4 separate regions of the Homo sapiens genome follow, and all the other regions are linked to region 3. Evidence: chromatin contacts called from ENCODE Hi-C or POLR2A ChIA-PET data. All regions are on one chromosome and are shown on one strand. Each heading gives the region's core, a stretch centred on a gene start or an enhancer-like site at or near the end of the contact. The rest is flanking DNA. Distances are from core to core; before and after follow the strand shown.

Region 1 (6,843 bases), core at 61-2,560, 360 kb before region 3:
CAACTTGGCTGGATTAAGAGATACCTGAATAGCTGGTAAAGCATTATTTCTGGAGATTGGTATGTGAGTCAGTGAATTGAGTGGGGAAGATCTGCCCTCAATGTGGGCAACCTGAATAGAATAAGGTAGAGGGAAGGTGAATTTTCTCTCTCTCCTGGAACTGGGACACCCCCTTCTTCTCCTGCCTTTGGACTCCAGGTTATCTGGCCTTTGGACTCTGGAACTTGCACCAGCAGCTGCTTTGGTTTTTAGGCCTTCAGACTGAGAGTTACACTATTGGCTTCCCTGGTGCCGAAGTGTTTGTACTTGGACTGAGCCATGCCACTGGCTTCCGTTGGTCTCCTGTTTGCAGATGGCCTGTCATGGGACTTCTCAGCCTCCATAATTCTGTGAGCCAGTTCCCCTAATAAATCCTCTCTTCTCTTTATCTTTCTCTCGTTCTCTTTCTCGCTGTCTCTCTCTCCCCTATTGGTTCTATCTCTCTAGAGAACCTTGGCTAATACGGATGGTGAACAAGTCTTTGTCTCTTTTGAGGAGGATAAATAATTACAGGATAAATAATTTAAATATTTAATTATTTATATATAATATAAATATATTTAATATAAAATTATTTTTAAATAATTATTTAAATAAATAAATTATTAAATATTAAATAAATATTAAATAAATTAAAATAAATAATTTTTAAATAATTATTTAAAAATAATTAAATTAGCCTTAAGAAACTTGCTAACCGAAAAGTTGAGTTTTCTTATTTAAGAAAGTCATTGCTGTTTCTTTGGCTTATGTTTAATTCAGATAATCAAATGCTTATTAAGCATCTACTGTGTGCCAGAAAGTGTGATGCATACTGAGAATACTGAAATGCAGGTGGCTGATGAAATGAACCCCTGCTCTTTAGATTCCTGCAGTTCAGGATAGATGCCCATTTGTCTGAAATGTGGTAAGCATCTCCTACTTAAATCTTTAGCTCCAACAGACCATCACCATTTGGCCACCATAGTTTCGCCAACCTCAGCATATCAATTGGTATCCGCATTTTTTAGACCCTTTTCAAGAACCTCAGAGAACAAATCTAGCCATGTGCTATACGGCAAAAGCCAAACAAAGCATGTGAAATGGGTCCTTAAGGTATAGCTTTTGTACCATCTACCCTTTGGCATCCAAGGTCGCTTTTAACAATGCTGCCCATAACTCTGTGCAGAATGCCTCCTGCCACAGCATGTAGGACTTCTACTCACAATACCTAGCAGCACCTCTAAGCATCACCACAGTCCATCCAACTGGTCACAATTAAGATAAGATCTGAGCTGCTTTCCGGAGATCTGTAAGATTCTCCAAAATAGGCCAAAGACGGCTATAAAGCCTCACACTATGCATCATTTACTCAAAGCGGTCATCCAAGCATAGAACCTGATCTGACTCACCTTTACCACAGTTATCACCTGATCCTCACATAAACTCAACAAATAGCCCTTTTGGAGTCCAGAAATAAATACCTGCACATATGGTCAAATGATTTTCCATAAGGGTGCCAAAACCATTCAATGGGGAAAGGACAGTTTTTTCAACAGATAACATTGGGAAAACTGGATATCAACTTGCAAGAGAAATTGGACCCCAAATTTATGCCAGATACAAAAATTAAATCAAAATGGATTGAAAACCTAGATGTAGAACCTAAAACTATAAAACTCTTAGAAGAAAACAGAAGAAAAACTTCATGACATTGGGTTTGGCAATAATTTCTTGGATATGACAACGAAAGTACAGACAACAAAAGAAAAAGAAAAGTTGGACTACAACAACATTAAAAAGTTCTGTGCATTAAAGGACACATCAACAGAGTAAAAGGCATCCCACGCAATGGGAGAAAATGTTTGCAAATCATACATCTGATAAGGGTTTAGTATCCAGAATATATGAAGAACTCTTACACCGGGCATGGTGGCTCATGCCTGTAATCCTAGCACTTTGGGAAGCTGAGGTGGGAGGGTTGCTGGAGCCCAGGAGTTCAAGACCAGCTTGGGCAACATAGTGAGACCCCTGTCTCTACAAAAAAAAAAAAAAAAAAAAGAACAAAATTAGCTGAGCATGGCGGTGTGCATCTATAGTCCCAGCTACTTAGGAGGCTGGTGTGGGAGGATCGCTTGGGCCTTGGAGGTCAATACTGCAGTGAGCTGTGATCGCACCACTGCACTCTAGCCAGGGTGACAGAGTGAGATCATGTCTCAAAACAAAAAACAAAACAAAACAAAAAATACTCTCACAACTCAACAATAAAACCCTCAATTTTAAAATGGGCAAAGAACTTGAATAGACATTTCTCAGAAAATGTTATACAAATGGCAATAGCATATAAAAAAATGCTCAATGTCATTAATCATTAGGGAAATGCAAATCAAAACCACAATGGGATACCCCCTCAAACCCATTAGGATGGCTACTACCAAAACCCAGAAAATAATAAATGTTGGCAAAGGTATGGAGAAATTGGAACTCTTGTGCACTGTTGATGGGAATGTAAAATGGTGCAATAGCTATAGAAAACAGTATGGTGGGCCCCCAAAAAATTAAAAATAGAATTATCATGTGATTCAGCAATTCTTAGCATATACCCAAAATAATTGAAAGCATGGACCTGAGGAGATATTTGTACATGCATGTTCATAGTAGCATTTTTCACAGTAGCCAAAAGGTGAAAGTAACCCAAGTGTCTTAGTCCGTTTTGTGTTGCTGTAACGGAATACCTGAGACTGGGTAATTTATAAAGAAAAGAAATGTATTTGGCTCATGGTTCTGGAAACTGGGAAGTCCAAGGGCATGGTACTGGCAAATGCTTGACGTCTGGTGAGAGCCTTCTTGCTGTGCCATTCCATGGTGGAAAGTGGAATGGCAAGAGAGCATGAGAGGGAGAAAAGGAGGTCAAATGAATCCTTTTATCAGGAGCCCACTCGTGTGATAACTGCTTTAATCCATTCATGAGGGGAGAGCCCTCATGACCTACTCACCTCTTAAAGGTCTCAACACTGTTGAATTGGGAATTAAGTTTCCAACCCATGAGCTTGGGGAATACATTCAAAGAATAGCACCAAGTGTCCATCAACAGATGAATGTATAAGCAAAATGTGATATATACATAAAATGGAATATTATTCAGCCTTAAAGAGGAAGGAAATTCTGACACATGCTACAATATGAATGAACCTTGAGGACATCACGCCAAGTGAAATAAGCCAATCACAAAAGGAAAAATATAGTATGATTCCACTTACATGGGGTACCTGGAATAGTCAAATTCATAGAGATGGAAAATAGAATGGTGGTCACCAGGGCTGGGTGACAGGGGGATGGGGAATTGTCACTTAATGGGTACAGAGTTTTAGTTTTGCAAGATGAAAAGGGTTCTATGGATGATATTGATGGGCCCAATATTGATGGTAGCACAACAATGTGAAAGTACTAATGTCACTGAATTGTGCACTTAAAAATAGTTAAGATGGTAAATTTTATTATATGTGCATTTTACCACAATTTTTAAAAAAGCAGCTAGCGGCCAGGTGCAGTGGCTCACGCCTGTAATCCCAGCACTTTGGGAGGTCAAGGCAGGCGGATCACGAGGTCAGGAGTTCAAGACCAGCCTGTCCAATATGGTGAAACCCCGTCTCTACTAAAAATACAAAAATTAGCCGGGCATGGTGGTGCGTGCCTGTAGTCCCAGCTACTCAGGAGGCTGAGGCAGAAGAATTGCTTGAACCCGGGAGGCAGAGGTTGCAGTGAGCCAAGATCCCACCACTGCACTCCAGCCTGGGTGACTGAACGAGACTGTGTCTCAAAAAAGAAAAAAAAAAAAAAGCAGCTAGCCCAGTGTTCAGTCTGGCCTTCCAAAACTATGAACTTCTGCCCTCTATTTCTAGCTCCCTGGACTTGCCATCCACTTTTTTCTTTCTTTCTTTCTTGTTTTTTTTTTGTTTGTTTGTTTTTTGTTTTTTGAGACAGAGTCTCACCCTGTTGCCAGGCTGGAGTGCAGTGGTGCGACCTTGGCTCACTGCAACCTCCACCTCCTGGGTTCAAGGGATTCTCCTGCCTCAGCCTCCCGAGTAGCTGGGACTACAGGTGCATGCCACCATGCCCAGCTAATTTTTGTGTTTTTAGTAGATACGGGGTTTCACCATGTTGGCCAGGATGGTCTCGATCTCTTGATCTAGTGATCAGCCCGCCTTAGCCTCCCAAAGTGCTGGGATTACAGGCGTGAGACACCGTGCCCGGCCGCCATCCACTTTTTATATACACCACGCTGTTTTCCACCGTTTCTCACTATGGCCAGCCGATGTCGACTGTGCCTGGCACTGTGCATATACTCTTGTCATCCAGTCCCAGAGGAAGGACTTAATTATAAGACATCCTGGACTCCCACCACCACAGAACCTTCTCATAACACTCCACCCCACAGTATGCTCTGGGATCATCACAACTCTTTGCCAAGCAAACCTGGGAAAGTTCAGCCCTTCCATTACTCCTTGTGGTTGGTGATGGACAAGTGGAGAGAGCCTGAAGCAAAGGAGTTACACATGACCTCCCTCTTAGTGTGCCTGGCACACCATAGGAGAAAAACCTCAACATTCTTTGAGGGTCAAGTTTGGCATTTTAAGAACTATATTTTTTTCTGTCTCTCCAGCCTCTTACTTTTTTTTTTTTTTTTTTTTTTTTGAGACAGAGTCTCATTCTTTTTCCCAGGCTGGAGTGCAGTTGTGTGATCATAGCTCACTGCCACCTCAAATCCCTAGGCAGAAGCAATCCTCCTGCCTCAGCCTCCTGAGTGGCAAGGACTACAGGCACATACCACCACACCTGGCTAATTTTTAAATTTTTTTTGGTAGAGATGGGATCTCATTTTGTTGCCCAGGCTGATCTCAAACTCCTAGGCTCGAGCAGTCCTCCTGCCTCAGGCTCCTCAAGTCCTGGGATTACAGGCATGAGCCACTGCACCTAGCTGCCTCTTGATCTCTGACCAAAGTGCTCATTTCCCATTTTCTGGTCTTAAATCTCCCTTCAGAGTTCATGCTCATCTTCTTACCTATGACTTCAGCTTATCTGTTATTTCAATCCAAATGTCACCTCCAACTGCATAGCCTAAAGCTTGGTGCTAGGGAGTGTCACTCACAGCAGGCCCTTCTGGACTATTATGACATGACTGCGGTCACATACAGCAAACCTGGGAGGTAGGAGGCAATATAGGTAAGTCCATGCTATCAATTTAGCATTTCGTTGACTGTAATTCATGTTTAGATGAGGCGACTCTCTTAGCCCATTTGGGTTGCTATAACAACAGAAATGTATTTCTCACAGTTATGGAGGCTGGGAAATCCAAGATCAAGGCACTGGAGGATTTGGCCAGATATGGTGACTCACACCTATAATCCCAGAACTTTGGGAGGCTGAGGGACAACTGAGCTCCTTCAGGACTCTTTTATGATGACACTAATCCCTTTAGTTCTCATGACCTAATCACCTCCCAACAGCCCACCTTCTAATACCATCACTTTAGGGGTTAGGATTTCGACATATGAATATTAGGGGGATACAAACATTCCAACCATAGCAGTGACCAAGTTAAAAATTTGGGTCATAGGCTAGGCGCAGAGGCTCAAGCCTGTAATCCCAGAACTCTGGGAGGCTGAGGTGGACAGATCACTTGAGGGCGGGAGTTTGAGACTAGCCTGACCGACATGGAGAAACCCCGTCTCTACTAAAAATACAAAAATTAGCCAGTCATGGTGGTGCATCCCTGTAATCCCAGCTACTCGGGAGGCTGAGGCAGGAGAATCACTTGAACCTGGGAGGAGGAGGTTGCGGTGAGCCGAGATTGCGCCATTGTACTCCAGCTTGGGCAACAAGAGCGAAACTCCGTCTCAAAAAATAAAAATAAAAAATAAATAAATAAATAAATTGGGTTGTATTAAAAGAGGTCCTGGCCGGGTGTGGTGGCTCATGCCTGTAATCCCAGCACTTTGGGAGGCCGAGGTGGACGGATCATGAGGTCAGGAGTTCAAGACCAGCCTAGCCAACATGGTAAAACCCCCTCTCTACTGAAAACATAAAAAATTAGCTGGGTGTGGTGGCAGGCGCCTGTAATCTCAGCTACTTGGGAGGCTGAGGCAGGAGAATTGCTTGAACCTGGGAGGCAGCGAGCCAAGACTGCACCACTGCACTCCAGCCTGGGTGACAGAACAAGACTCAGTCTCAAAAAAAATATAAAATAAAATAAAAGAGGTCCTATATACTTTTGTTTTTACCCTTTTGTTAAGGTTAAAAAAAAGTTTTTTGTTGTTGTTGTTAGTTACTTGTCTCTGGCCCCTCTACTCTGGAATTAACCACCTGTCTTAATTTTCCTAGATCCTTTTTATAAGGTGGTTTGCAGACTATTAGCGTTAACATCACCAGGAGAGGCTGTTAGCAATTCGACCTCGCAATCTCCAACTCAGGCCTAGCAAATCAAGATCTGCAGCTTAATAAGATCCCCAGGTGATCTGTATTACATTAAAATTAGAACCGTTCCAGAAAGATTCTAACTGCTCTTGTTGGAACAATGGGTCTCTACCCTCATTGTTTATTGGAAGAACCTGAGAAGCTTTTAACACATACTGATTTGGCTTGGCACAGTGGCTCATGCCTATAATCCCAGCACTTTGGGAGGAGGAGAATTGCTTAAGACCAGGAGTTTGAGACCAGCCTGGGCAACATAGCAAGATTCCATCTCTACACACACCCCCAACCCCCCACCACCCCCAGGCAAAAAAATAAGTCCAGCATGGTGGCATGCGCCTGTAGTCCCAGCTA
Region 2 (6,640 bases), core at 2,692-5,191, 310 kb before region 3:
TCATTAGGTCCCACAAAATCTGGGTAAGTGTCTGAGTACTGCACTATCCTTTATTGATTTCTCTAAACCTGCCTGCAATTTTGTAAATAGTCATTTTATTAAACTCTTCTCAGTTTGCCCATGTCCTCTGTTTCTAGGACCATGACATTCAACAATGTTCATGTTGGTCATAATCTTTGTTCATCACTTATACAATAGATTCTCTTGTATGTATAAAGACATTCACAATAATAAAAAGGATATGTGATATATACATATATACATACATGTATACACATACCACCTGTGTGTGTGTGTGTGTGTGTGTGTGTGTGTGTGTGTAATGTCTATGCCAGTGCCATGTATAGATACTTAAGTAATTGTTAACAATACTTCCTGGAGAGAAACAAGGGAATAGGGGACAGAGATTAGATGAGGAATTATTTCATCATATTCCTCTTTCTTTCTTTTTTTTTTTTAATTTTTAATTTTTGTAGAGATGGAGGTCTTGTTATGCTGCCCAGGCTGGTCTCAAACTCCTGGGGTCAAGTGATCCTCCTGCCTCAGCCTCCCAAATTGTTGGGATTACAGACATAAGCCACTGTGCCCGGCCTGTATTGCCCTTTCTTGCCTAAACTTTTTCATGTTTATATATTTGTTTCTCAAATTAAATTTTGATTTCATTTTTGTTCAAACAGATTCACTAGGTACTTTTTGAGGGGGAGGAGTCAAAACTTAAGAGTTAGGTTTCATTCAAGATTAATCAGTATGGTTTATTTTCATGTTCTCATGACAGTGTTCCCATAGTTGGAGGACTTCTGGAACTGGTGAGCAGTCCATCAGGTAATGGGCATAAAAGTAGCACTTTTCACTTTATTCAGATCTTACCTTTGTTTGAAAATATTCTCTGAAGTGCTTCCTATGAGGACAGATTACATTATTAGAGGACTATGTTGATTTTTATTCACTTTGGGGGCACTCTCCAGAGTTCCACAGGAATTTCCAGACATGACATGAAATGCCCACATTTATTTCACAGATCTCCCCGGCCATATAGCTGAGCCTCAGTGTTGCACCATCAGGAAACAAGAACATGCGCGCTGGGAACCTGGAAATAGAAAATAGATCCCAGCCCCATCCAGCTGACTGAGACCAATGCCTGATTCCCCAGCAGGGCAACCTGCCAGAAGTAGAGTCTGTAGTCCTCAGTAACTCTCCTGCAGGGGTTCCCCTCACACACTCCACTTGTGCAGAAGACTAGAAAGATGGCCAGAAACATAAAAAACACATCACGCTGCAGAGCGGTCTGCCTCTTGGCCTGCTGGGATGGCAGCCCTGGCGCCAGGGAGGCAGCTGAGGTATGGAAAGTTATATTAGGAAGAGAGGAAAGGGAAATATAGCCCCACAAACCCAGAAAAGAAAGAATGGAGAAATGGGGCCTCCAAAGTTGAATTCCTGGCCGGGCATGGTAGCTCATGTCTGTAATCCCAGCACTTTGGCAGGCTGAGGCAGGCAGATCACCTGAGGTCGGCAGTTCGAGCCCAGCCTGACCAACATTGAGAAACCTCGTCTCTACTAAAAAAAAAAAATTAGCCGGGCATGGTGGTGCATGCCTGTAATCTCAGCTACTCGGGAGGCTGAGGCAGGAGAATCACTTGAACCCAGGAGGTAGAGGTTGTGGTGAGCTGAGATCGTGCCATTGCACTCCAGCCTGGGCAACAAGAGTGAAACTCCATCTCAAAAAAACAAAAACAAAAACAAAGTTGAATTCCTGGCATGGAGAAACCCCATCTCTACTAAAAATACAAAATTTAGCTGGGTGTGGTGGTAGGTGCCTGTAACCCTAGCTACTCAGGAGACTGAGACATGAGAATCGCTTGGAACCCGAGAGGTGGAGGCTGCAGTGAGCTGAGATCACACCACTGCACTCCAACCTGAGGGACAGAGCGAGATTCTGACTCAAAAAAAAAAAAAAAAAAAAAAGTTGAATTCCAACCAGGTGCAGTGGCTCACGCCTGTAATCCCAGCATTTTGGGAGGCCGAGGTGGGCAGATCACGAGGTCAGGAGATCGAGACCATGCTGGCTAACACAATGAAACCCCATCTCTACCAAAAATACAAAAAATTAGCCAGGCGCGGTGGCAGGTGCCTGTAGTCCCAGCTACTCAGGAGGCTGAGGCAGGAGAATGGCGTGAACCCGGGAGGTGGAGCTTGGAGTGAGCCGAGATCGCGCCACTGCACTCCAGCCTGGGTGAAAGTGCGAGACTCTGTCTCAAAGAAAAAAAAAAAAAAAGTTGAATTCCTTGGCTCTTACAGGCATGTGCCTGCAATGTATCTGCTTCAGTCACCCAGTGCCTCAGGAAAGCAAATGATTTCTGGAATATGGTAGCTGACGATACTTTCCTTTGGATGATTCAGTTTCTTCACTACACAAATGATTCCATCGTAGCCAGGAAAGCATGCAACCTTGTGACTTCCCTCCCCACCAACCAAAATACTTCCCCTTCTCCCTATGCCTCAAATTCTTTCAATAAGACAAAGCTTTTTATTCCACAATTAAGGACAAGGAGCCCCACTCTAGGAGCTGGAACATATTGGCTTAAATACACAGGAAGGTTGTTATGGGCTTCCCTTGGGAAAATCTCCCGTATGGGGCCTGAAGACCCTCTGACACTTCATTGTAAAAATTCTTTCTTCTTTTGGGAAGCAGATGGAGTTAACAGGCTGTAACATTTGTCTATTGTTCTTAAGCAAGGCACATACTAATCTCTTTGTCCTCTCTCAGAAGATAGGCTTTATATCTGCGTCAAGAGACAAGACCATCTACAAATACATTACTTTGTTTAGAATTTATGCTCACTCTTTGTTTCTATGAAATGAAACAAAGCATCCTGCCCCATAGTGACTCAAGTAGGTCAAGAGAATTGTGATTGAAAAACCCCAAGGGTCTTTAATTTCTTCCTGGAAGAAAGAAAAAAGCTCAACTCTGTGGCCCCCACCTCCTTTCCATCACCTTGGATGGCTTGCAAAGAACTTGTCTGTAGAAGAACAGGCCTTTATCTGCTCTCTAACTCCACAGAAGAACTACTAGTTCCTAGGCCAGAACCATGTTGATGACTAAAAGAATCTCAGCTTCAAAGAGTCATAAGGCCAGAGTGTGGTAAAGTCTAACACTGATTTGTTTTGGAGATGGAGTTTTGCTCTCCTTTCCCAGGCTGGAGTGCAGTGGCACAATCTCAGCTCACTGCAGCCTCCGCCTCCTGGGTTCAAGTGATTCTCCTGCCTCAGACTCCCGAGTAGCTGGGATTACAGGCACATGCCACCAAGCCTGGCTAATTTTTGTGCTTTTAGTAGAGACGGGGTTTTACCATGTTGCCCAGGCTGGTCTCGAACTCCTGACCTCAGGTGATCCGCCCGCCTTGGACTCCCAAAGTGCTAGGATTACAGGCGTGAGCCACCGTGCCTGGCCCCTAGCACTGATTTTTAAAAATAACTAATATTTATGTTTCTACAGCTTTATTGGGGTATAACTGACTTACAATAAATAACATATAGTTGAAATGTACAACTCGATAGGTTTTGACATACATATATGTAAACCAAAAAGTATCTGAGACAGGTCTCAATCAGTTTAGAGGTTTATTTTGCTGAGGTTGAATACACACCCAGGAAAAAGAGACACAAGCCACAGCAGGATCTGTGGCCCTTATTTTTTCTGCAGAGAATTTTGGGGGCTTCAATTTTAAAGGGGAAAAGTAGGCAGGAGGGGAAAGGGGAAAGAAAAAAAAGAGGAAGGGCATGGTCACATTCTTGTGAAGTCACATGTGCATGAAAAGGAAGGGGTAGGGGAAAAATCAATTATGTATTTGACTCACACTCAGTAAATCTGCTCTTTTACATAAGGTGAAGTAAACATAGAGTAGAAAAGCAGTCAAACATGCATTCAGCTCAGGATGGAAGGGGATTTCGAATCTCCTCTTTCCCCTCACTCCTCCACCCCCAAGTCCATGAAGATAAGCTGTTCATTTACATTGTCAAGGTGAGGGAGGCCCCCTGTGGCCTTCTATCTGTAGCTATCAGTTTAGGAACAAAGATAAAGGCAGTTTTGGGGTTTTTTTTCATGACTCAGCTTCCAAGCTTAACTTTTCCCTTTTGGCATCGTGAATTTGGGGTTCCATGATTTTATCTTCCTTTCACATATGCAACTATGAAACCATAACCACAATTAATATAGTGAAAATACCTCAAAAAGTTTCTTTGCTTTTGTAACACTTTCTTCCTGTTCTTTCACATCTCCTCATCCACCAGGAAACCACTAATCTGCTTTCTGTCACTATACGTTAGTTTGCGTTTCCTAGCATGTTATATAAATGAACTCATACAGTGCATACTCTTTTTCTGGTCTGGCCTCTTTTGCTCAGCATTAATTATTTGCGGATTCATCCATGTTGTTGAATGTATCAATTGTTCATTTCTTTTTATTGCTGGGTAGTATCCCATCAGCTGGATATACCGGTTTGTTTCACCTGTACATGGACATTTGGGTTGTTTCCAGTTTGGGGCTATTACCAATGAAGATTCTATGAACATTTATGCATAATTCTATATAGATGCATGTTTTTTCTCTTATACCTAAGAGTGAATGGCTGGATAAAATGGTAGGTTTATGTTTAACTTTCTAAGAAACTGACAAACTGTTTTCCAGAGTGGTTGTACTGTTTTATACTTTCCCCAGCAAGGTATAAGAGTTCAAGTTCCTCTACCTCCTCACCAACACCTGGTATGGTCAGTCTTTTTAATTTTAGCCATTCAGTAGTTATGGTTTTAATTTGCATTTTCCTAATGACTAATGATGCTGAGCATCTTCTTATATGCTTCATATGCTTATTTGTCACCCATGTTTGTTTGATTCTTTTGCTTATTTTTTTAATTGTGTTGTTTTCTTATTATTGAGCCTTTTGTTCTTTTTTTTTTCTTCTTTTTTTTTGAGATGGAGTCTTGCACTGTTGCCCAAGCTGGAATGCAGTGGCGCAATCTCCACTCACTGCAACCTCCACCTCCCGGGTTCAAGCGATTCTCCTGCCTCAGTCTCCAAAGTAGCTGGGATTACAGGCACCTGCCACCACACCCGGCTGATTTTTTGTATTTTTAGTAGAGATGGGGTTTCACTATGTTGGCCAGGGTGGTCTTGAACTCCTGACCTCGTGATCCTCCTGTTTCGGCCTCCCAAAGTGCTGGTATTACAGGTGTGAGCCACCGCACCAGTCCTTTTTCCTTTTTCTTTTGGAGATGGAGTCTCACTCTATTGCCAGGCTGGAGTGCAGTGGCACCATCTCAGCTCACTGCAACCTCTACGTCCTGGGTACAAGCAATTCTCATGCCTCAGCCTCCCGAGTAGCTGAGATTTCAGGCACATGCCATCATGGCCAGCTAATTTTTGTATTTTTAGTAGAGATGATTCTTCTGCTCCAGCCTCCCAAGTAACTGGGACTACAGGCACCCACCACCACACCCGGCTCATTTTTGTATTTTTAGTAGAGATGGGGTTTCACCATGTTGGACAGGCTGGTCTTGAACTGATGACCTCAAGTGATCCGCCTGTCTCAGCCTCCCAAAGTGTTAGATTACAGGCGTGAGCCACGGCGCCAGGCCACAGAATTTTATAATTACATAACTCCACTTTTCCCTCCCAGCACTTAGGCTACTGTTTTCTTTATGCATATGTTGTAATCCCCACAACACATTGTTATTATTTTTGTTTAAACAGTCAATATATTTTAAAGATATTCAAATTATAAGAGAAAAAGTCTTACGTATTTGTCCATGTAGTTATCATTTTTGTTGCTCTGAATTTTCTGTATAATCATATTTCCATCAGGTGTTATTTTCCTTCTGCCTGAAGGATTTCCTTTAACATTTCTTATATTGCAGATCTGTTAGTGATAAATTATTCCGGCTTTGGTATGTCTGAAAAAGTATTTATTCCACCTTCATCTTTAAAAAATATTTTTGCTGGGTATAAATTTCTAGGTAACAGTTTGTTTTTTCCTTCAGTAGCTTAAAGATGTTGCTCCACTGTCTTATCACCTGTATCATTGTTTCCTATGAGGAGTCTTCTGTCATCCTTATCTTTGGTCTTCTGTATATAATGTGTCTTTTCTTCTCTGGCTACTTTTAGTATTATCTCTTCATCACTAATTTTGAGCAGTTTGATTCTGATGTGCCTTAGTGTACTCATTTTCTTCATATTTTTGTGCTTAGGATTTATTGACTTTCTTGGACCTGTAGGTTTTTAGTTTTCATCAAAACCAGAAAATTTTCAGCTATTATTCCTTTGAATAGCTTTTCTGTCCCTCCCGCTACTTTAGGGACAACAATTACATATAAATCAAACTGCTTAAAGTTTTCCTACAGCTCACTGATGCTCTTTTCATTCTTGTTTTTAATTCTCTTTTCTCTTTGTGTTTTATTTTTGGATCAGTTCTATTGCTATGTCTTCAGATTCACTAATCTTTTCTTTTGCCATTAATCTCATCAGTGTAATTTTAATCTCAGATATTATAGTTTTTATCTCTAGAAATCTGATTTATGGTTTTAAAATAGTTCCTGTCTCTCCTTAACTTTTCAAATATCTGGAATATAATAATAACTACTATTTTAA
Region 3 (6,123 bases), core at 1,365-3,864:
TGCCCAGGCTGGTACTGAACTCCTGAGTTCAAGTGATCCACCCGCCTCAGCCTCCCAAAGCGGTAGTACTACAGGCGTGAGCCACCATGCCAGGCCTAGCTCCTCCTTTACCAGTCTGATATGCACAATGATGCTTCATCTCACAATTATTTGTTCCTTCTTCCCTTCTTCCCTCACAATCAAAACTGCAATTCGGCCAGGCATGGAAGATCACACCTATAATCTCAGGACTTTGGGAGGCCAAGGTGGGAAGATTGCTTGAAGCGAAGAGTTCAAGACTAGCCTGGGAAACAAAGCAAGGCCCCATCTCTAAAAAAGAGTTTCTAAATTAGCCAAGTACAGTGTGTACACCTGTAGTCCCAGGTACTCAGGAAGCTGAGGCGGGAGGACAGCTTGAGCCCAGGAGTTAAAGGCTGCAGTGAACTATGATTGTGCTCCAGCCCAGAGAGCAAGACGCTGTCTCCAAACAAACAAACAAAACCCTGCAATTCTCACTGGACTGGGATTTAGAGAAATAAAGATTAAATAATTTATAGTGATCAATTATGGCCTTTCAGAGGTAGCTACATTTGAAAACAAGGTGCTTATTGGTCAAAGTAATTAAGTGGTAATAGACAATGCACTTGAGGCAACAGCAAGACCCTGGGCAAACTTAAAGACAGCCTAAGAATGAAATTAAGAGAAATAAGATTTAATAAATGAAATGTGGTCAGCCTCTGAGGAAGGAATAAAAACAGAAGCACAAAAAGACCAAATGCATGGTCAGAGGCAGACTGACGAAAATGTTCTGTATGGGCCTAGCTAATGCAATGGCCAACTGACAGTATTAAACACATCAAAAGAAAAAATGTCTTCCAAAGAATGTAGCCAAATTTAGTTAACATAATTAAAAATGAAAGAATATGTGATGTTCTTTGCTGTTGGTCTTCACTGTCCACAGAATCTCTTCCTCCAGTTTGATTCCATGCTCAGCAGGCACTCTTGTGGTACTAATCTGACCTGAGTATTCTTCTAACTAGAGAGGGGGTATTTTTCTATTGCAAACTGAAAATTTGTCATTCAAATATAGCAGCTTCTCTGCAAATGTAGTTTATATGAGGAAGTGCCTCTTGTAATGAATAAATTTTGAATGCCTCGAATAGATCCTATTTCTGGGCATTTACAAACCTGGGCAATGGACAATGATAATTTGATCAAGTATTGCCCCATATAGGCCAGACTCTTGGATGACACATCTATCTTACTTTTCTCAAACTGCAACAAGTTAGAATACTTGTGGCGAAACATTCAGCTGGAGAATCTCAGGTAGTGTGGGTAAAGATACTGTGAGCAAACGGAAGCTTTTCCTGCCTGCAGCAACTAAGTTATCCTTTTCCCAGCATGGGATTAGAACTTTTGAAAACATGTGGAATGTTTCCAAATTCTAGGCTTTTCTATAATTATGGCTTATGCGCAATAATTTCTCAATTAAAAAGAAATGCTGTTAGCTCTTAGGTTAGTAAAGAAAAGGACTATAGTATATATACTATGTTCCCTAGATATGTACTTTAAAAAAATTGGTTTCAATATTCTAGACTAGCTCTTCCCTTTTTTTTAAGAGGAGTCTTAAAATAAACCAGTAATTTCTTTCAAAATAAAAACAATCAATGTCTGCAACATATCTGACTGGTATGTTTAAGCAGTCATAACTTAGTCTAAAAAATGACCTTACCTGCCTTCTCCACCCCATGCAGAATTTGGTGTAATAATCACTTCTCGACAGTTATCAGTGTCTGTGTTGTACACATACAGTTTCAATGGTTTTGCTTCATGTGTTTCGATAAGGCTGAATAGATCTTCAGACTGCAAAAGTGTCACAGGAGAAAATGTTTCACGTTACCATACTTTGGAACAGTGTGTCTCAAACCTGGCTATCAGAATCACCTGAGAAATCTAAGAAAAAAATACAGATTCTGGGCCCTGCCCCAGACATAAAAATCACAAGCAGGTTTAATTCAATATATTAATTCAAGCAAAGCCTACTTACTACATACAAGGCTTTATGGCCAGTTCCTTAAGATCTAGTTGGCACTCTTAGTACAATTCTTTTACACCCGAGTTCTACATATTCTGCTTTTACTTCCCATTATTAAGACCTGGTTGTCTGGGCACCTCATTTCTCACTCTTTTTTTTTTCTTCTTTTTTTGAGACAGGGTCTCTCTAACTGTTGCCTGGGCTAGAGTGCAGTGGCATGATTTTGCCTCACTGCAGCCTCAACCTCTCAGGCTCAAGTGATCCTTCCACCTCAGCCTCCCAGGTAGCTGGGACTATAGGCATGCACCACCATGCCTGGCTAATTTTTGTATTTGTTGTAGAGACAAGGTCTCACTATGCTGCCCAGACTGGTCTCGAACTCCTGAGCTCAAGTAATTCTCCCATCTCGGCCTCCCAAAGTGCTGAGATTATGGGCATGAGCCACTGTGCCCAGCCTTTTCTCTCATTTTTGATTTAGCAATGTATACTTCCGCTAGCTAAGAGACAAGGAAAAGGATGTAATATAGCTGAGCTAATGCTGTCACTGAACAAAAAGGGGAAGAGAAAATGAAATCAATGAACAATTGAAAATGAGAATTTGATTTAGACTTCAGGTATGCAAAGATTTCTGTATATTACACATAAAATCTGTGCAATTGCCGCACAGTATGTGTTTTTCCTCACAGCTATACCTAATAAGACACCTACCAGATGTTCCATTTAACACCCTGAGGCTTAAGTTATTTTTGATCAGCAAAGACTGAAATTTTAACTCTAAATGCAAAGCATGCAAATATCTTTCTCAACTCAAACCTCAATGAGAAAATTTTATATAGTTCTCACTATGAATAAACACACGAATTACCTCATTCATGACTGTATCTGCTCCAATTATATAATCACTGTGTGGTCTAAGACCTGCCAGTGCTGCAGGAGAATTTGATTCCACCTCCTAGAATGACATAAACACACACCCTAAAATTAATATATATAAAATAATCTTCCAAGGTTTATAGTCCAATTTTTAATTATGTTGATTTTTTAAATCTGTATACTTCTGTCTTGCTAGAGATGTGTCAGATGTCAGAAACTACAGAATATATTTTAAACTTCTGAGCATAAAAATTACATAATATTTAACAAATATTTAAAATATTTTTGTAGCTATCTACTCTAACACATCTTATAATGAATAAATCATTAGAAAAAGTTCTTAAACTTGTACATTTGCTTCTCTTCCTCAACTTAAAAAAAAATTGATCCATACTTAAAAAGCAATGAACGCTGATTTTTGGCAAAAATTGCCTATTAATAATATCCTTACAATCTTATTAAGCCAGAAACAACCATTGTTAAAACATCTTTCCACACTGCTTCATGAACCTCCAGTAACAGTTCACAGTTGATACGTACCAGCACATGCCAAACATTTTCATTTGCCCCATCAAAGCTGCAGAAACGAATGCTCACTCCCAATAAGCCCTGGCCGCCCCACAGGTTACTTGGTGTGACTGAGGTCTCTCGCAGTTCCAATGTTTTGCTGCTATAGATAAGCATCTTTACAGGCTTTTCAACGTTTGCTTTCAGCAGATCCTTAAGAGTGTCATTGTCTTTATTCTGTGAACACATAGAAATCACATTCCTTAGTAAATAAAAATTTAATGTTAGCTTAAGCATCCTATGGCCCTATAAGAGTAATATTAATAATCAACATAAATAAAACATTCAACAAAGGTTTCACCAACATTTAAATTTTCTTCTATGTAAAAGAATGTCAAGAAATTAAGAACTCTTACGTTAGCAACAACTTGAAACTGACTTTTTTCTAATAGCTCATTATGGATTATGGAATTTGCAACCCAACATTATTTAGAATGATCTAGGGCTTCAATGTGTAAAAACAAAATATGCCATAAGAAGTCACATTACTAACGAAGTTGTGATGACTTTGATTATAAAAATCTAAAACATTTACTGGGGTTAACGTTTAATTTTGGACTCTATTTCTAAATACATGCTTTATTAAGAGCTGGATAGAAAAGAAAGTAGAAACAGCATATTAAATATTTCATTTCATAAACAAATAAAGGCCAGATGTTGGCCTTTATTTATATGTCAGAGATGTTGTAAGTAATGAACGAAAACTTAAGACTGTTACGAAAAATTAAACCAACCAAGTGGCTACTGTCCTAAGAATTTGCTGAGATTATATAATTTCTTTATCTTAGAACTTTATTATGGGTAAACTCTAAACAAGGTATAAAAAGTGGTTTTAATTTGGTACTTTGGAGCACATCTCTCTGTCTGGTTCTAATAACATTATTCATATATTGTGAAACTTAGCACCAAGAAAACTGACGAGTTTGAGAGAATGAGATGAGAGAATGAATCTTTCTAGTAATCCATTTGTCAACAACCAACAGAAGTCTGACATCTTTAAAAAGCAATCTTTTACATCTTAATTATTTCTTTCTGCTTATAAAAATTAAATATTTAACATATAAAAGACTCCACTGATTCTAGAGACTTCCCTAAGATAATCAGTGGAGCATAAGGTATAATATTATAGATATTTCAATGTTTATTAATACATGATTATTTCTATAAATTGGCATACTACACATAATGATTGTAACTAATAAATACCCATCTCAGGTCATCTGAAAAATTCCATTTTTGAGAGATTACAAATACTATAGACAAAACTACAGAAAGTTGAACTTACTAATCTTGAACCATTAATAGAAACAATAAAATCAAAGAAAGGCTCCAAACCAGCTCTGTGTCCTGGGGAATTTTCTTGTACCTGCGGAAACAAAAACGACAAAAATAAAAAATGTAAAGCTTAGGTGAAAATTGTAAGCCGAATCTCTCTTTTCAGTAAAAATAGACCAATTTCACTGATAATGAAATACAGTACACGCTAGTTCTCTCATTTCTCTTCATCTCTCCCAGATAATGCCCGTCCAGCTCCCTAAACTCTACCCATTCTTTAAGTTAATCTTCTATTTATATTTTTATTTTATTTCTTTGAGACAGACTCCACCTCTGTTGCCCAGGCTGGAATGCAGTGGCACAATCTCGGTTCACTGCAACCTCTGCCTCCCTGATTCAAGCGATTCTTGTGCCTCAGCCTCCCGAGTACCTGGGAGGACTATAGGTGCGTACCACCATGTCCAACTAATTTTTGTATTTTTTGTAGAGACAGGGTTTCGCCTTATTGCCCAGGCTGGTCCTGAACTCCTGGGCTCAAGGGATCCACCTGCCTCAACCTCCCAAAGTGCTGGGATTACAGGTGTGAGCCACTGCACCGGGCCTAGTTCATCTTCTATATGAGGTTTTCCCTCTGTGGTTCTATTTCTGCACCACTTTCTCCTTTTTTGGGAGAAAGGGGCTAATCCTCTCAGCAATTAGCAGGGGACACAGCAGACAGTCACTACAATTAAGTGACAAATTCAAGCAATTATTCCTTGACTACTACTAGCAAGGCACCACTCAGTTACAAAGCAAATACAGGCACATAGTCACGTATGTCAAGACATTTATAATCTGTTGAGGAATAGGTGAGAAGAGGAAGGGGCAATGGATACACAGCCCTCTAATCACTATAATGTAAAACCAAACAGGCTAAAGGCTATTTGGTATAAGGTTCTAAGGGAAAGATTAATTCTGACTGAAGAAGCTTCAGACATAAAAAGTGATAAGGAATTGTGGTTTAAAAAGAGGGTAGAACATTCAAAGGTAAAGATGGTCAAGGGGGTAGGAAGGACATCTGAAAATGGACAAAACAGTATGAGTAAACACCCGAAGCAGGAGTCTGAAGAATGAGGATCACAGCATGCGTAGCTAGACAACAGAGTAGTGTGGACAGAAATAGAGAATTATAGACTTTGAAAACTAGGATTAACCCAGAAATCCTCTAATCCAGGGATCTTAAATTGAGGTCTGTGGATGGCTTCAGAGAATACTACAGCTCCTGAAATTACACACTATCTTTTATATGAATAAGCAGTTTTCAGGGTGTAAATATTGGTGGCTTTCATCAGATTCTCAAAGGGTTTCTCCATAACTCCAAGAAGGTTTAAAAACCAGGGATTTTGTGCAATTCT
Region 4 (6,615 bases), core at 822-3,321, 380 kb before region 3:
AGATTCAACCCCAGAAAAGTTCTAGAAAAGTAGCATCTTGGTAGCTTGGAAAATTCAGGCATAAGCAAATGGCAAGCAATTTGGCTAGACCTTGAGTCTGGAGGACCCAGCTTAAATGGGAATAAATTGTAGGTGGCTACAAAAGAAGAGCGAATTGTCCTTCTTGTCACTGAAATGAAAATACAAAATATTACAGAGCCAAGCATAAAGCAGGCAGTCAATACATTTTTTATCTCTTCCTTCTCCTCTCCCTCTATCCAGAGATAAGTGAAGACAGCAGAGTTGGCCCAAGTAGGATGAAGAAAGAAAAGGGGCTTCATACCATTCCTGTCTTGTCCATCTCACCCCCAGCCCACTCCCACCTGCAGTTCTCAGGAATTGGCTCGGGAACTGCACTATGAACCAAGATGAGATGAGCAAGAAAAGTAGCTCCCGTTCCTTGCCTTTATCCTCAACCCCAGACATTAAAGGATAGCTGAGAGGAAAGAATTTGCAGGAGGAGGTGGCTACATTTTAAAGTGTTCGATTGTTTATTTTTCTGCATTTTAGTTTCATACTTGTTTTACTAATAATTACAGAAAGATTTTGCTATGTACGTAAAATATTTATATTGAAAGTGAATATTTTAAGGTTTAGATATGATTTTCTTTCATTCGCAAAGCCTATGATATAAGCACAGTATGAAAATAACCTGTAATAAAATAAACAAAAAATACGTTTCTTTTTTCTTTTATGTCCTTATGTGCTAGTTTTTTTAAAAGGACTTTTCACCTAATCATGCCACCTCCTTTTGTCCTACTTCTTTCTTGTTTTATAGTTGCTTTCATTTTCTCAGTATCTGCTTCCTTCATAACATGACATAATCTGAGTTTTACCTTACTATTCCACTGAACAGTGTTTTAATTGAAAGGAATTTACAGATTATCTGATTCAAACTTTTCATTTTTTTCAAATAAGAAAACCTCAGCAGCTTTAAGTAGCTTAGATAAGGCAGAGACAAGGACTTAGCACACAAGCTGCCATTTACCATTCTCTGCCCATGGCAGACATTGATAATCGATTTTGTACTCGGTAACTCGCAATGAGCTTTATGAGTCCTTCTCAGAGCTCTGTAGGCAGCCGATGCTGTCACTCAGAATTAATATGAGATCTGAAATCTATGCCATCCCTGGCCCATAATCACACATAAAGCCATGAACACTTAGCCAAAAACACTAAATCAAGAGCAGCTATAAGGGATTGTATTTGACTGGAAGCCAAATAAGTAGAATAAACAGTAAAGGAGAAAAGCAAAGGCTCCCTGCTGTTGAACTAGGGCTTGGAATGTGAATAAAATTTAAATAGGCAGACAGTAAGGAGGAGAGAATTCTTTGAGGAAAAACCATGTGAGCAAAGGCAGAGGCTGCTCAGGGCCAAGCATGACAGTTTGGCTAGGGGAGCTGCTTCAGATTGGAAAGCTGTTGGTAAGATTAATTGGGGTCAGTAGTAGGAGATCTTAAGAGCTCAACTAAGAAATTGAAATTTTATCCTATGGATTAAAATCATGAAAGTTTTTGAGCAAGGAGATGATTTGACAAAATTATCATTTTAAGCAGAATTATTCATCGATAACATGCAGGAAGGATTGACAGGGAGAATAATACAGCGTGTTAGGAAGCAGATTTGTTTCCAGGCCTAAGGAGATAGGGGTTGGTACTAAGGGAGTACAAATGGGAAACAAAAAAGACAGGAAATATCAAAGATGTCATTAAAAATAAAAATTAAAGAGGACATAGAATTTTATGGCCACATGGAGAGGACAGTGGAAGAAAAATAATTTCTCTTTCATGAGGTAAATGGTGGTACCTCCGAACTAAATAAAGAAAAGGAGAATGAGCTCGTTTTGGAGGAAAGATATTCCCTCTTTAGATATGTACAACTTGGGATGGCTTTGGCATATTTTTTATCTTGCAAGGAAAATGAAGCACACTCCATTGTTGTCTATCTCAGAACTACCTTAATTTTCTGTAAGTACCAGGAAACATCTGTGGTTTTGAAGTTTAGCTTTGACATCATACGTCAAGCTCTGTGAAGTTACCACTCTGATCATTTGGGTGATTTCTTGATACTCTAGGACTTTTGAATCTAGTCATTTAGCAAGTTGGTTTTGGTTTTTTCTTCTTTACAAAATATTTTTATTTTTGTTACCCTTATGTTTATGGTTTAGATTTCTTTGGCCTTATCAAGCTTTTCTTATTTTGTCTTCAACAAAGTTAAATCCAGCATATAAAACAAGATTTCTACAAACTGGGTATCTTTTTAATACTTTGTTTCCAAAGGATGCAAGGTGTTGTAAACCGACTGTCCAAGTTACTGAAACCTGGGGGAATGCTGTTATTTCGAGACTATGGAAGATATGATAAGACTCAGCTTCGTTTTAAAAAGGGTAATAGTATATTCAGTTTGAGGTTATTTTTAAATGTTCTAAAGAATGCCTTGTTTATATTTCACATCAAAGTATTTAGTTGTTTTTTTTTAAAGGAATACCCTTAAGAGTTTCTCTTTTCACAATTTTTTTCAGGACATTGTTTATCTGAAAATTTTTATGTTCGAGGAGATGGTACCAGAGCATATTTCTTTACAAAAGGTATGCTAATCTACAAAAGGAAATAATTGGTCATAATCGTTCTTGTTAGTTATTATCTCATTGATTATAGCTCAGAAGCTATGAAACTGAGGCTTCAGTCATTGATTAAGCATTAGATGTCTTCATACTTTGATGCTTATTACTGGTCTACATAAAAGGTTGAAAATGGCCGTTTACTGTTTAATCTTTTTCCAGTTAAACTGCTTTAAAGTCTCTTGTTTTACCCTCATACCCAGATGAAGGTGAAGGCTGTTCCATTTTGGAGATATTGTTAGCCTAGATATGAAAAAAATTGATGATAGCCACAGCCAAAGGAGGACATTTGATAAGTTTATAGAAAATTACTTATCTTGGCCTGTCACAGGGGTGCTCACCTGTAATCCCATCACTTTGGGAGATGAAGGTGAGAAGATTGCTTGAAGCCAGGAATTTGAGACCAGCCTAGAAAACAAAATGAGACTCTGTCTCTACAAAACAATTTTTTTTTAATTAGCTGGTCTGGTGGTGCATACCTGTAGTCCTAGCTACTTGGGAGGCTAAGGTGGAAGGATCACTTGAGCTGGGGCAGATGAGGCTACAGTGAGCTATGATTGGACCACTGTGCTCCAGCCTGGGCAGCAGAGTGAATCTTATGTCTAAAAAAACAATACATTTTCAAAATAGAAAGAAGGAAAATTACTTATCTCTAGCTGATTTCTCTTTTTTTTTTTTTTTTTTTTGAGACAGAGTCTCACTCTGTTGCCTAGGCTGGAGTGCAGTGGCACAATCTCAGCTCACTGCCATCTCCACCTCGCCGGTTCAAACGATTCTCCCACCTCAGCCTCCCAAGTAGCTGGGATTACAGCCTCCCAAGTAGCTGAGATTACCTACCTCCACGCCTAGGTAATTTTTGTATTTTTATTAGAGAAGGGGTTTCACCATTTGACCAGGCTGGTCTCAAACTCCTGACCTCAAGTGATTCACCCTGGCCAGGCTGGTCTTGAACTCCTGACCTCAGGTGATTTGCCTGCTTCAGCCTCCAAAAGTGCTGGGATTACAGGCGTGAGCCACCATGCCCAACCAATTTCACATTTTTAAAAATGCATTTCTAACAGTACCAAGTGAATGCTGCATTCAAGGATTTCCCCAAATTTATGTGAGTACTTTTATAATCTGCCGTTTTGGGTTTCTGTAAACCAACAAAAACTCAGAAAGGGAGCACCTTTCAAAATATTGAAAGCTGCAACCAATAGTTTTATATATCTGTTGATGTCTGCCGTGTTAGTCTGTAAACAGGTGTATTTTTATATGCATGGTGTATTTTTGTGAAATAGAAGAAACTCGCTTGGTTTCACAGGTTTCCTTCACCAAATTGTTCTAGAGAGTGTTTCTTGTATAAATGAAATTTAGATGGTCAGTTATTCCATCAGTGTTCTACTCCTGACCTCCCCCATCTCTAGTCACATGTCATATCTTTTATTGCCATTTTTGTCTCACAGGGGAAGTCCACAGTATGTTCTGCAAAGCCAGTTTAGATGAAAAGCAAAATCTGGTTGATCGCCGCTTACAAGTTAATAGGAAAAAACAAGTGAAAATGCACCGAGTGTGGATTCAAGGCAAATTCCAGAAACCATTGCACCAGACTCAGAATAGCTCCAATATGGTATCTACACTCCTTTCACAAGACTGAACTTTGTAACATGTTAAGGTACAAAGCCAGAGGACTGTGCTATTCAAGGACTACTGTAAGTCTATTGTTTCTCAAAAGACAATGAGAAAAAAAGAAGAGAATTTGTATTTCCTGCCGTTTTGTCATAGGTGAGCTCCTTTGTGCATTTTAAGCACATGTAAGTGGTTCAGCACAGTATGCCTTTTTCTGTGCTTTGAAAACTTGATATGCTCAAGCTTGTTTGAATTTATTACATCTAACCATTTTGCTTGTTCCTTGATTTTTATAAGCATTCAATTAAGTTAGTATTATGTCAAGTAATTTTGAGAAAATGTAACTTGACATTTTTTGCAAGTAAAAAAAATTGTTTATTTGTTTAGGCTTAGTAAACCAGTTCCCAAACACAGTCAGACTCTTCCCATTGTCATCTGATTGCAGAGAGAAAGCACACCTTATTTCCAGGGAAAGCTACAACAAGCCCAAGGTCAAAGTGTATTATTTTTTGTCTTGTTGTTGTCTATTTTCTCCCAATTTTTTTTTGAAATTCAGAGGCTCATATCTGAAATAGAATTTTAGTTCCTCTTTCCTTTCCTAAAATTGGGGAAGTACAGCCCATGCTGACATTATTTTCAGGCTATTCTTAGATATACAAGTTGTTAGGCCAGGTGCAATGGCTCGCACCTGTAATCCCAGCACTTTGGGGGGCTGAGGCAGGCAGATCGGTTGAGCTCAGGAGTTCAAGACCAGCCTGGACAACATGGCAAAACCCTGTCTCTCCCAAGAATACAAAAATTAGCCAGGCATGGTGGCACACACCTGTGGTCCCAGCTACTCAGGAGACTGAGGTGGGAGGATCGCTTGAGCCTCGGAGGCGGAGGTTGCAGTGAGCTGAGATTGTACCACTGCGCTCCAAACTGGGTGACATGGTGAGACCTTGTCTCCAAAAAAAAAAAAAAAAAAAAAAAAGGTATGTAAGCTGACAAGCTCTTGTATCAAGGGCTTTTGAACCAGAGCAACTTCATCTTGAATAGGGACTGTGTAAAATGAAGCTGAGACCTACTAGGCTGCAATCCCAGGAGGTTAAGACATTCTTAGTCACAGGATGAGATAGGAAGTCAGTACAAGATACAGGTCATACAGACCTTGCTGATAAAACAGGTTGCAGTGAAGAAGCCGGCCAAATGCCACCAAAACCAAGATGGCAATGAGAGTGTCCTCTGGCTGTCCTCACTGCTACACTCCCACCAGTGCCATGATAGTTTACAAATGCCATGGCAACATCAGGAAGTTACCCATATGGTCTACAAAGGGGAGGCCTGAATAATCCACCCCTTGTGTAGCATATAATCAAGAAATAACCTTAAAAATGGGCAACCAGTAGCCCTTGGGGCTGCTCTGCCTATGGAGTAGCCATTCTTTATGTTTTACTTTTTTTTTTTTTTTTTTTTTGAGATGGAGTCTTGCTCTGGCACCCAGGCTGGAGTGCAGTGGCGTGATCTCAGCTCACTGCCAGCTCCACCTCCCGGGTTCACGCCATTCTCTTGCTTCAGCCTCCTGAGTAGCTGGGACTACAAGCACCCACCACCATGCCCAGCTAATTTTTTTTTTTTTTGTATTTTTAGTAGAGACGGGGTTTCACCATGTTAGCCAGGATGGTCTCAATCTCCTGACCTTGTGATCCGCCCGCCTCGGCCTCCCAAAGTGCTGGGATTACAGGTGTGAGCCACCGCGCCCAGCCTATTCTTTACTTAAACTTGTTTTCACTTTGCTGTATGGACTCAATTCTTTCTTGCACAAGATCCAAGAATCCTCTCTTGGCGTCTGGATCCAGACCCTTTCTGGTATCAGTGGTAAGCTCTGTTTAAGACAACTGTCATACCCAAGAGAATTCTTAAATTGTGGCAGTTAAAAATGTATTTATCCCCTCGAGGGCCGGGCGCAGTCGCTCAAGCCCGTAATCCCAGCACTTTGGGAGGCCGAGGAGGCGGATCATGAGGTCAGGAGTTCAAGACCAGCCTGACCAACACTGTGAAACCCTGTCTCTACTAAAAATACAAAAAAAATTAGCCAGGCGTGGTGGTGGGCACCTGTAATCCCAGCTACTCGGGAGGCTGAGGCAGGAGAATCACTTGAACCCGGGAGGCAGAGGTTGCAGTGAGCCGAGATGACACCACTGCCCTCCAGCCTGGGTGACAGTTGTTAGACTGCGTATCAAAAAAAAAAAAAAAAATTTATTTACTCCCTTGCTTCAAAAAGGACATAAGTTGGCTTGCAAATCACATTTTGTAGAAATGAAGTTTTTAAGATTAGTCTCATACTCATTACATAATATTTATTGACT

Evidence for each region. A loop is a pair of places that touch in the nucleus more often than their neighbours do. ChIA-PET counts read pairs that join two places held with the same protein, here RNA polymerase II (POLR2A). Pooled maps may share reads with other maps.
Region 1: a loop to region 3 is called in a pooled map, with 2.5 times the contacts of the local background. The contact joins two enhancer-like sites. A Hi-C loop is called at or near these places in 3 of 37 single-sample maps with no recorded cell type and 2 of 50 pooled maps.
Region 2: a loop to region 3 is called in a pooled map, with 3 times the contacts of the local background. The contact joins two enhancer-like sites. A Hi-C loop is called at or near these places in 2 of 50 pooled maps. POLR2A ChIA-PET finds 5 or more read pairs at or near these places in 3 of 52 experiments (GM10248, K562 and PC-9).
Region 4: a loop to region 3 is called in a pooled map, with 4 times the contacts of the local background. The contact joins two enhancer-like sites. A Hi-C loop is called at or near these places in 3 of 37 single-sample maps with no recorded cell type and 3 of 50 pooled maps. POLR2A ChIA-PET finds 5 or more read pairs at or near these places in 4 of 52 experiments (A673, GM12878 and T-cell).

The regions. Positions count from the first base shown.
Region 1 is chr2:171,302,283-171,309,125 of GRCh38, reverse strand. No RefSeq gene overlaps it. Among named protein-coding and RNA genes, the nearest start is that of METTL8, 130 kb to the left of the region's middle. Within about 2 kb of position 1,310, at least 2 of the 41 ENCODE cell types and tissues checked have a DNase peak (open chromatin) inside an H3K27ac peak, as active enhancers do.
Region 2 is chr2:171,258,217-171,264,856 of GRCh38, reverse strand. LOC107983995 (a long non-coding RNA gene) reads left to right here. Exons shown (of 3, transcript XR_923576.2): 1 at 1-23; 2 at 776-822. Among named protein-coding and RNA genes, the nearest start is that of TLK1, 100 kb to the right of the region's middle. Within about 2 kb of position 3,941, at least 3 of the 41 ENCODE cell types and tissues checked have a DNase peak (open chromatin) inside an H3K27ac peak, as active enhancers do.
Region 3 is chr2:170,947,047-170,953,169 of GRCh38, reverse strand. GORASP2 (golgi reassembly stacking protein 2) reads right to left here. Exons shown (of 10, transcript NM_015530.5): 2 at 4,740-4,820; 3 at 3,428-3,631; 4 at 2,880-2,966; 5 at 1,712-1,842. Among named protein-coding and RNA genes, the nearest start is that of GORASP2, 21 kb to the right of the region's middle. Within about 2 kb of position 2,614, at least 3 of the 41 ENCODE cell types and tissues checked have a DNase peak (open chromatin) inside an H3K27ac peak, as active enhancers do; they include GM12878, where a contact is called at or near this core.
Region 4 is chr2:171,321,852-171,328,466 of GRCh38, reverse strand. It overlaps METTL8 (methyltransferase 8, tRNA N3-cytidine), which reads left to right. Exons shown (of 10, transcript NM_001321154.2): 8 at 2,319-2,425; 9 at 2,561-2,626; 10 at 4,105-6,615. The coding sequence ends at 4,295. Among named protein-coding and RNA genes, the nearest start is that of METTL8, 110 kb to the left of the region's middle. RefSeq lists enhancers at 1,113-1,637, 2,132-2,181, 4,013-4,112 and a silencer at 4,194-4,488. Within about 2 kb of position 2,071, at least 5 of the 41 ENCODE cell types and tissues checked have a DNase peak (open chromatin) inside an H3K27ac peak, as active enhancers do; they include GM12878, where a contact is called at or near this core.